Regions from separate parts of the Mus musculus genome. Here region 1 is linked to region 2. A link is a contact called in ENCODE Hi-C or POLR2A ChIA-PET data. All regions are on one chromosome and are shown on one strand. The core of a region is the stretch at or near the end of the contact, and the rest is flanking DNA. Distances in the headings are between cores, read along the strand shown. Region 1 holds the start of Klf6 (Kruppel-like factor 6). Region 2 has its middle 4.4 kb from the start of Gm35464.

The links. Hi-C counts contacts between places; a loop is a spot of excess contacts on that map. ChIA-PET counts read pairs that join two places held with the same protein, here RNA polymerase II (POLR2A).
Region 1: a loop to region 2 is called in a map of heart, with 4 times the contacts of the local background. The contact joins the promoter of Klf6 here to the enhancer-like site in region 2. A Hi-C loop is called at or near these places in 1 of 37 maps with a recorded cell type or tissue (heart). POLR2A ChIA-PET finds 5 or more read pairs at or near these places in 4 of 5 experiments (Patski and embryonic stem cell).

What each region holds. Positions count from the first base shown.
Region 1 is chr13:5,860,076-5,864,489 of GRCm38, reverse strand. Klf6 (Kruppel-like factor 6) reads right to left here and starts at 3,001. Exons shown (of 4, transcript NM_011803.2): 1 at 2,648-3,001. The coding sequence starts at 2,851.
Region 2 is chr13:5,823,598-5,827,898 of GRCm38, reverse strand. No RefSeq gene overlaps it. Among named protein-coding and RNA genes, the nearest start is that of Gm35464, 4.4 kb to the left of the region's middle. Within about 2 kb of position 1,543, at least 1 of the 3 ENCODE cell types and tissues checked has a DNase peak (open chromatin) inside an H3K27ac peak, as active enhancers do; it is heart, where a contact is called at or near this core.

The DNA.
Region 1 (4,414 bases), core at 1,752-4,251, 35 kb before region 2:
TGATCACTAAGCCTGTTTTGTTGTTATAGTTACAAGTGTTGACATTTCTAATGACGATCCTGGTAAGCCACACAAAGAAAACCAGCCTTACACACATCACTCCCCCTCCCACCAACCTAACAGGTTTAACCAGATCCTCTGACAGTCTCTAGAACTATGAGCATCAATGAGAGAGCCCTAGCCATCCAAGAGTATTCACCCAACAGGACAGAAATATTGCACAGCGTGCAGTGTGGTCTGAAGACCCACTTGGGGGGCACAGCTGACAATATAGGGCTGGCTGTAGTCAGAGAACAGGCAGCAGATAGCTGTCTGTATTCACTTCATGGGCATCGATACATTTGAAAAGAAACCTCTCATTTTCTGTGTAGCTGGGACCTAAGAGATATACATATACATATGCATATATATATATATATATATATATATATATATGTATATATATATATATATATATGCGCACACACACACACACACACACACATATACACATGCATATTTTTAAATGTCATTTCCCAAGTCCAGGACTATGGATACCACCAAACTTTAATGATTTCTTTGCACTGGCCACAGGGAAACAAGAAACCTTGACAACAGAAGTGAATTCTTCCAGAGTAGCTATCTGCTATTGTAAAGGATGGAAAGGGGAAATTACTCCCTGGCCCTTCTGGGAGTCCCACAATGAACAAGGACTTTATCTCCTGGCCAAGGGTACAACAGTATGAGTCATCACTCCTTTTTCTTTCACGCAATGCCAAAGGAGACTTCCTTTTGAAATTCTGACCTGCAGCCAAATAAGGACCCGGCTCAAATATACATGCAGTGTGCCATAACAGGGTGCCCCTTCCCAGCCCTGCCACCAACCTTTCAAGGAGCTACACACTGCAGAGATCAGCAATCCCCTCTCCCCACCATCTCAAACTTTCTAGCCACTGGAAAAGAAAAACGGTAGGAAAGATTTTAGGATTCAATTATGTAGGCCCTGATTTTTCACTAGCTTTGCCTGCATGCCCATATAAGGCCGTCTGTGCCTCTGTGTATTCTATTCTACAGACAGAAATTTCGGCACTAAACTGCAACAAAAAAATGTTATCAGGGTACAGACCATCTTGAGCACAGGCTACCAGCAAAAGGGCTAAAGCTTACTAAACAATGTGCCTTCTATCACAGTATACACATCCTAAGTCCCGGCCTCACACAGCAAGCACAAGCAAGCTAAGGAAGAGGGGGTGCCTGTTTTCCATTTCCCCCCAAAATTCGATGTCTGTTACAGTGTGTACAGTATTAGGAATCGAAGCGGCGATACCTATTATTGATGTTCCAAAGAAATGGCGAAGACATTTATGAAGATCTTGTTAAACTTTAATCAACTGGCTAATTTAAAATCGCCAGTATGCTGATGAGCAGTGGGGACCTGATCGAAGCTCTCTGGGAGTTTAAAAGGCTCTGAAGGGGACCAGGAGCCAAGTCTGGCTAGTTGCCCAAATCCCAAATGCCTAAAGGAAACTACTAAGATCAATTTCAATCACGTCCCAGGGAGCAGCTTCTTTGAGGAGGAAAAATGGAGAGGGGGAGAGAAAGGCAGAGAGGATTGTGAACAATTAAGCCGGCATGGGGAGGTTTCAGCCAACACTTCGCTTTTCCTGGGTTTTAAAGCCTGGGAGGTTGTGAAACCGACGGAATTTATTTGATCTGCTAATTCACTTGGAGGAAAAAAAATACCCAGAAGGGTAGAGAGACGGCCACAGAATCATCGTTTTTAAAGACAATGGTGAAAGTGTTTGAGAATATTTTTGCCACTCACAGAATCCTATGACTTAGAAGGGGTAGGGGGTGTTTCTTTTATTCCGGTTGCCCCAAATTCTAGTTCCACTAAAATGCCGGAATTAGAGATTTTTCTTGCCCAAAGTAAGACCCGAAGCAACTAGGAATGGACTCATTGTCATATGACTGACAAGTCACTTGTGTGCAAACAGCACCCCCACACACACACACCCGCCGCGCAGTCAACAAGAAAAGCAGGTAAGAAAAACAAGGCAGGCATACGTGAATGATAAGAAATTATCCAGACGGAAAAGAAACTGCAAATGGCCTTGAATTCAAAAAGAACTACTGCGTTCCGCAAGCAAAATGTTAAGACTTTTAAATTTGGGACATACAAATATCAAAACAAAACCAAAATCCTTAAATCAAATCTTTTGGTAGTCAAGGCAAGCTCGTTCGTATGACAGGGTCCAGCTGTGGAGTTTGGAGCTGGTACAAACCCCAAACTTGTGCCAAGGGCTCAGGTCTGGATCGGTCAGAATAATTTGGGGTCCCCCCCCCCAGGTGTATGCTGCTCGTAAGCTCGGAATTAGCAAAACACGAAAAAAAAATGAAGAAATAAAAACGTAGTGGGAAGGAGAGCTCGCCTTCACACAAATGACAACTCTACTCCTCGCTCCCGAAGGCTCGCTCTACAGTGCCTTCATCATTCCAGGCAGCAGAAGGACATCTTAAGATCATTACTTTATATTTTTAATTAGGCAAATGCTAATCATCATTAAAAAGATGCACTTCCAAGCACACACCATCTTGCCTGCTCCTCCGCGCGACTCCCTCCTCGGCGTACCGGGCAGGTGAAAAAAAAAAAAAAATCCGTATTTACCTGTTGCCAATATTCCTCCAGGGACGGCAGAGCCGAGAAGTAGCCCGTTTCGTGCACAATCTGTAGTTCCTGGAAGATGCTACACATTGGGAGCACATCCATGTCGGGTTGGAAAAGACAGTCCTCGCTGTCGGGAAAACAGGGAGGTGAACGATCAGGAGTCCGAGCAGAAACTGTTCCCGGGAGCGCAGGTGAAAGTTTCATGCAAACTGGATGGCGCTGCAATCGGACGCCGGGTCCGGACCCTCCCGCAGCCCGCAGCGCGCCGAGCCCACGCAATATTTGCAAACAGCGGACTGACTGCAAGCGTAACCCCTGCAAAACTTCCCTATTCAAAGCTCCGCTGCCAGCCTCCCCCCTCCTCCCCCGCTTGGCTCCCCCCTTCTCCCCCCACGTGACCAGCTTGGAGCTCCGCCCCCCACGGTACCCAATCCTGCCGCTCCTGTACCCGGGGCTGCGCGACGATGATGTCAGCTCGCACCAATCGCCGGTGCGGACACACAGCGGCCCCGCCTGGCGTGACCGAGCCTCTTCATTAAAGGCCTCCTTATTGGTGCAATTCGAACTCGGCCTGCGCTGATTGGAAAGACGTCTCACAGGCTATTTTTAGCAGGGTATATAAGGCGAGGGCTACGGCGCACCGAAGGAGTCGGCGCTGGGAGGTGTACAGCCCAACGTTGCAGAAGTGCGGCCGGAGCGGCCGGAGCTGGGGGAGCCTAGCCGGGCAACCGGGCACCTGTCCCCGCCGCCCGGCTGCCCGGTTGCACCTTCTGATCCGGTCACACGGACCGGCACCCCCCAAAAAGACCAAAGATAGCAGACATATTCCCGATCCCCCTCATTTCCTCCCGCTGGGTTCCCGTGTTCCCGGATCCTTCCCTGACCCTCCATTCTCCTTGGTCCCTTGATTTCTCTCTTTGTTCGGAGTCCCCTCCATACTCAGAGATGCAGAGGTGCCCCGGGGTGGGCGCAAACGTGCCCGCAGGTTTCCCTGTGGCGATGGGACAATAAGACCGAACAGCAGGGGGACTTGGTACTCCAGAGTCACTGTGTGGTAGTTTCTGTCTAGGACGGAGGATGACAGGAGCCTGAGACCAAAATACCCCCACTTCTTACGCAGGCAGAGAGGGGGAAACGGTAGAGCATCTCAAAAGCCCCCTACCTGACCAGTGTGTCAAAAACACTCAGTTCTCAGGAATGAATTTTACCCACTCAAAAGTTGAAAATGCAGCTTTTAAGATCGCATCCGTGACCTGGCGCCATGGCCACACTGTACTTGGAGACCTGGACATTCACAGCTTAAAACTCCCCTTTTTCTTGTTGCACAGTTTTAATTCAAAGAAGATGCAGATTTTGCTGCTAATGGGGTTTAAATCTGTTTATCTCGTAGAAGGCAGTCTCGGAGATGTCTCACCAAGGTTAACAGGCTTTCCCATGGATGTGTAAACAATTCAAATTAGGTTGAAGATGACAATTTTTTTCATACAAATTATCTACCAAAGCACACCATGATATCTAAAAAAAAAAAAAAAAAAAACGAGCGACTAAAATTTTTGAATAAAAATCCAATTATAACAACTTCGAATATAATTTTTAATGAATAGTATCCTTTTAAAAGTTGTCAAGTACGTAAAATAAGCTGAGGGGAGTTTTTCTGTTTAATTTACGAAGTCTAGAAGAGAAGCATGTGCCAGAACCATAGGCTTGTCAGGTTTGTAGGCCTATGTATGGGGGCGAAGATGGGAAAAGTTATCTCACGTGCCTATT
Region 2 (4,301 bases), core at 294-2,793:
ATATTCTTATTCTAAACAGAATTAGTTTCTGAGAAGTTCAACAATTCTTTTCTCTTCCTTGAAAAGTGATTTAGTGAGCTATCAGCTACTCTGATTAGATAGTTGGCCAAATGGGCCCCGGATTAAGCTCAACCTCCAGCCTTGTGATCTTCAAACAGACTAGATGAAAAGAAAGGTGTCCTGGTCACAAAGCCTCCGTTGTAATGGGAATAGAGATTGTGTCACAATGGAGAGTCTTAATAGATGGCAAGAACTATCATTGATCTGTAATCCTTTGCTGTTCCCATGAGGAATAACAGATGTAGAAAAGCCTTTCTATTCCTGTATATCTCTAGGAGGGGAAGTTTTGATTCACTGTTTCAATTTAGATGTTATTTTTCTAAGTAGGACACAAAGATTTGAGGAGTGACTATAGAGTGCCTTATTATTGTCTTCTATTCAAGATTTGCTCAGACTTCTTATCTCATGGACACTCCTAAGAACAGCATGGACACAGACTCAGACTACGTACCTGTGAGATGCCAGAAAAGTCAGAGGCCAAGAAAAATTCCATGACTTCCTTCAGGCAACTTTACTGGTGAGGTGAGAATCTAGAACTGGACATGTTGTTTGCTATTGACTCCTTCCTAAGAGTCACATAATACATATAGTTTCTGTTCTACTTACTGGTCACTGTCCAAAAAACCAAAACCAGCCCCCCCCCAAAAAAAAACCCAAACAAACCAAAAACCCAAAAAATCTGAGACTTCATGGTTATTTTAGTTAACTGAGAAAAGAATCTTTAAATACACTTCATTCTGTCTCACATTGTATGATCATATGATTATAAATGTATCTGGTGATTCTGGATGCCAGGTAATAACTATTATTTAAATATTCCACATAAGAACAATATCTAAAATGGCCACCTGTTTTGTGTACTTATATACCCTATTATGTGGATACTTACATTTTAGTATTTAGATTTTTGTATTTGTTGTTCAGTTAACATCTGTTCTCACCTACAGCGAACATATTTTTAAAGAGAGACAGAAATACAAGTTGGACGGCTATCTCCTCTGTAAATCCTGCTTATTTTCACTATACTATCCAATCTTTTAGAAAGCTTTTTGGCTAACAAGCTGGTAATTTTATGTCATGATGTTTGTTTAGGTAAAAGATGAATATTTTATCTTCAAACCCGAAATCTAATACAGTACTCCTTACAGAAAAGCAATAACAGGAAATGTCAGTTAAAGCAGAGTTGACCATGAACTATAGATGCTGGAAAGTTGTAAAATAATTAAAGTACACTGTATCACTCTTATTTTTATCTTACGTGTCTGTGGCTAGATTCTATCACTCTGTTGAGTCTGTTTGATCTCTAACTAGAAGAAATTAAAGGGAAAGGAAACACCGAAACCCCTCTTGGATAGTCTAGTGAGGGCTGACGTGCAAGTGCCTCTCCCTCCTCGCAGAGATCTTCACTTACCCCTCTCCAAATCACCTTTATCTGGAATGGTCTGGCCAGAGCTCAGGAGCCAAATGCCTGGGCCATGAGATCATGAGGAAACCTTAGGGAGGAGGGGCATGGGTTGCTTAAGGGGGAGATAAAGTTTCAGAACGTGTGCGCAGGATTATGAAAAACCTTGGAATTTAGACTGAAATGTATGACTTCAGCAGACCTTTAACCCGAGGCTGCATTAGAAAAATTCAATTTACCCCAAACAAGCGTTAAAAAATGCAGAGTAGATGTCATATGGAAAGTGCAGGAGACAACAGCCTCTGGAATGGAATGAGGAAACTCTTTAAATTCAGAAAGGAATGAGGAACAGAAGGGTAAATCCAATGATAGAGAAATCGTGGCACACCAATGATACCCAAACTATGCACATTTACCCAGAGCCTTGCCTATTATTAAGGAGTTCAAGGATGCTTAATGTTAGCCTGGTGTTGGTTATGATTGGTTATGATTATGTATGTCATGTAGAAAGTTACCTTAACATGGATATCTATATTTTTGGCAGCAGGACAAATCAAAAATATATTATTCATACAGTGAACACTTTAAGTGACTTAGCCAAAGCTGGAAATACCCACAGGAAGCTGTAACAGGCACAGGACTAAGGTATCTTTGTGGGCTTAGCTGCTCCCATTACTTGAATAATTTGATGCCCACAGGCAGTGCTGAGCACAGTGGCTTTGGTTCAAGTCATAAGTAAATTGATGGTGAACTACATCTCTAGGACGTTCCCCCTGTAGGTCCCTCCTTAGTCTTATAGTGGATGAGGAAAACATGGAAGATTAGGTTGGAATTCTATCTGTCTGGTGGAATGAAGTGACTATTTCCATATCTATAGTTTTGGAAGATTTGTTTAAGAATTGGCAATTTCTCTACTACATTAGCACAGTTCCAAAAGAGTACCAATGAAATATTTATATTTCACAGTCCAACTAATCTCTGCTAGGGAGTCCTAGCCATGTATAATAGATTCACTTTCAAAGTTTTTCAAAGGGCAGAATCCAAGGTTGATTAGCTGTGGACCTGGCCTGCTTTGCCTCCACAAAGTACTTCTCTGGAGGCTCTGGTGTCTCGAAACCTGTTAAAATCAGAGTAAAGCCCTAGGCTCCATGCCAACACCTTCTGCCCACCAGGACCCTGAAAATATAAATTTCAGGATGCTTTTTAACTGGCCACTGCTGTTCTACTGTGTAGTAAGAGGAGATTAAGAAAACAAAACAAAACAAAACAAAACAAACATTTTAAAGGTAACCTTGGCTTTAGCTGACTATTAGAGAACATTACTTCGACTTTCTTTAAAGAATTCTTTTTTTTTTAAAGAAAACAGCATGTCTGCTGTTGTTATGTATCAAGCAACCTTTCTTCTAACATACCACCCCACATAGGTACTCACAGACAGACAGACAGACAGACAGACACACACACACACCCCTCTCTAAATTCAACCTATATTCTCTGTGGGTGAAGCTTCCGTAAAAATGAGAAAAACAGAGACAAGAGCTGAAAGGTAGCCGAGGAGTCGACCAGCAGCACCAGCAGTCAGGAGCAAGCTTTGGAAACACAATTGTGGAGTAAAGGAGAAGAGGGTCCAAGAGCTTGAACGGTGGACAAGGAAACAAAATCAGCTCAGAGAGGGTTAGAGACATTTGGTGAGCACCGCAGGATGGAAAATTCCAGCCTCATTCTCAGAGACTGTGCTGGAGTCACGCTTCAGGGTCTCAGGTCACAGGATTGCTCTCCTAGCACACCTTGCCTCCTATTTACTTACAACACAGCTGCCCAAAACCCCTGAGGCAAGTCTCTGTGCGTCAGAGGTGGTGAATCTGAGGGATAGGGGAGGTCAGAGGTTGGGTGGGTCAGCTGCTTCCTTTATCTCTTTCCAGACCCCCTGCTCATCATTCCTGAGCAGGCTTATCTTAAGTCTGTTCCTTCAGTTGCAAAACTATAGCCACAGCGACCTTGTTGTGGAACCAGAGCCTGCATCTGGCATGGATCTCCACTGAGAAAAGACATCAAGAAGCGTCAGCTGGATTATCAGGAAGTGAAAGACGCTAAGCATGGCTCTCAAGAAATAAAAAGAAAAGTCATGGATACATGCCTATGTTTACATGTGTGCATATGTATTTACCTCTGTCCCTGTATGTATCTGTGTGCCTCTGAATTTGTGCTTGTGCACATGTCTACGGGTAACCCTGGAGTGTCTGTATGTGAATATAGGTACATGTAACTCTCTTTGAAAGTACATATATGTATTTTACGAGTGCCTTTTTGGTTATGACTATGTGCATATGATCACATGTAGCATGTATGTGCACCCATCTTTATGTGTATTGAAAATAGACATATAAATAGATGTGTGTGTGTGTGTGTGTGTGTGTGTGTGTGTGTGTGATAGTGTATATGCATACATAACTGAGTATATATCTTTGTGGGAACTAGAGTCTATATTTATGTGTTTGTGTTTCTTCACGCATGCCTATTTTTATGTTACAAATGTATGAATGGGTACCTATGTGTGTTAATATGTATGTATTGGGTGCATATATTTTTGTCTATGTGTACGAATAAGATTGTAATTACATATATGTGCATATATGTGTCCACATGCCTGTGTCAACTAAATACAGGGAAGTCAATCTGTGTATGTATTTAGTTCTATGAGATTATAAGTGTATGTGTATCTAGTGTATTAGTGTATGACTGTATGCATGTGGACAGATATACAAGTATCCTTGCCCATGCGTGTGCTAGTGAATATGTACGTAATTAAGTGCACATTTGCTCTTCCTGTGGGCATGCA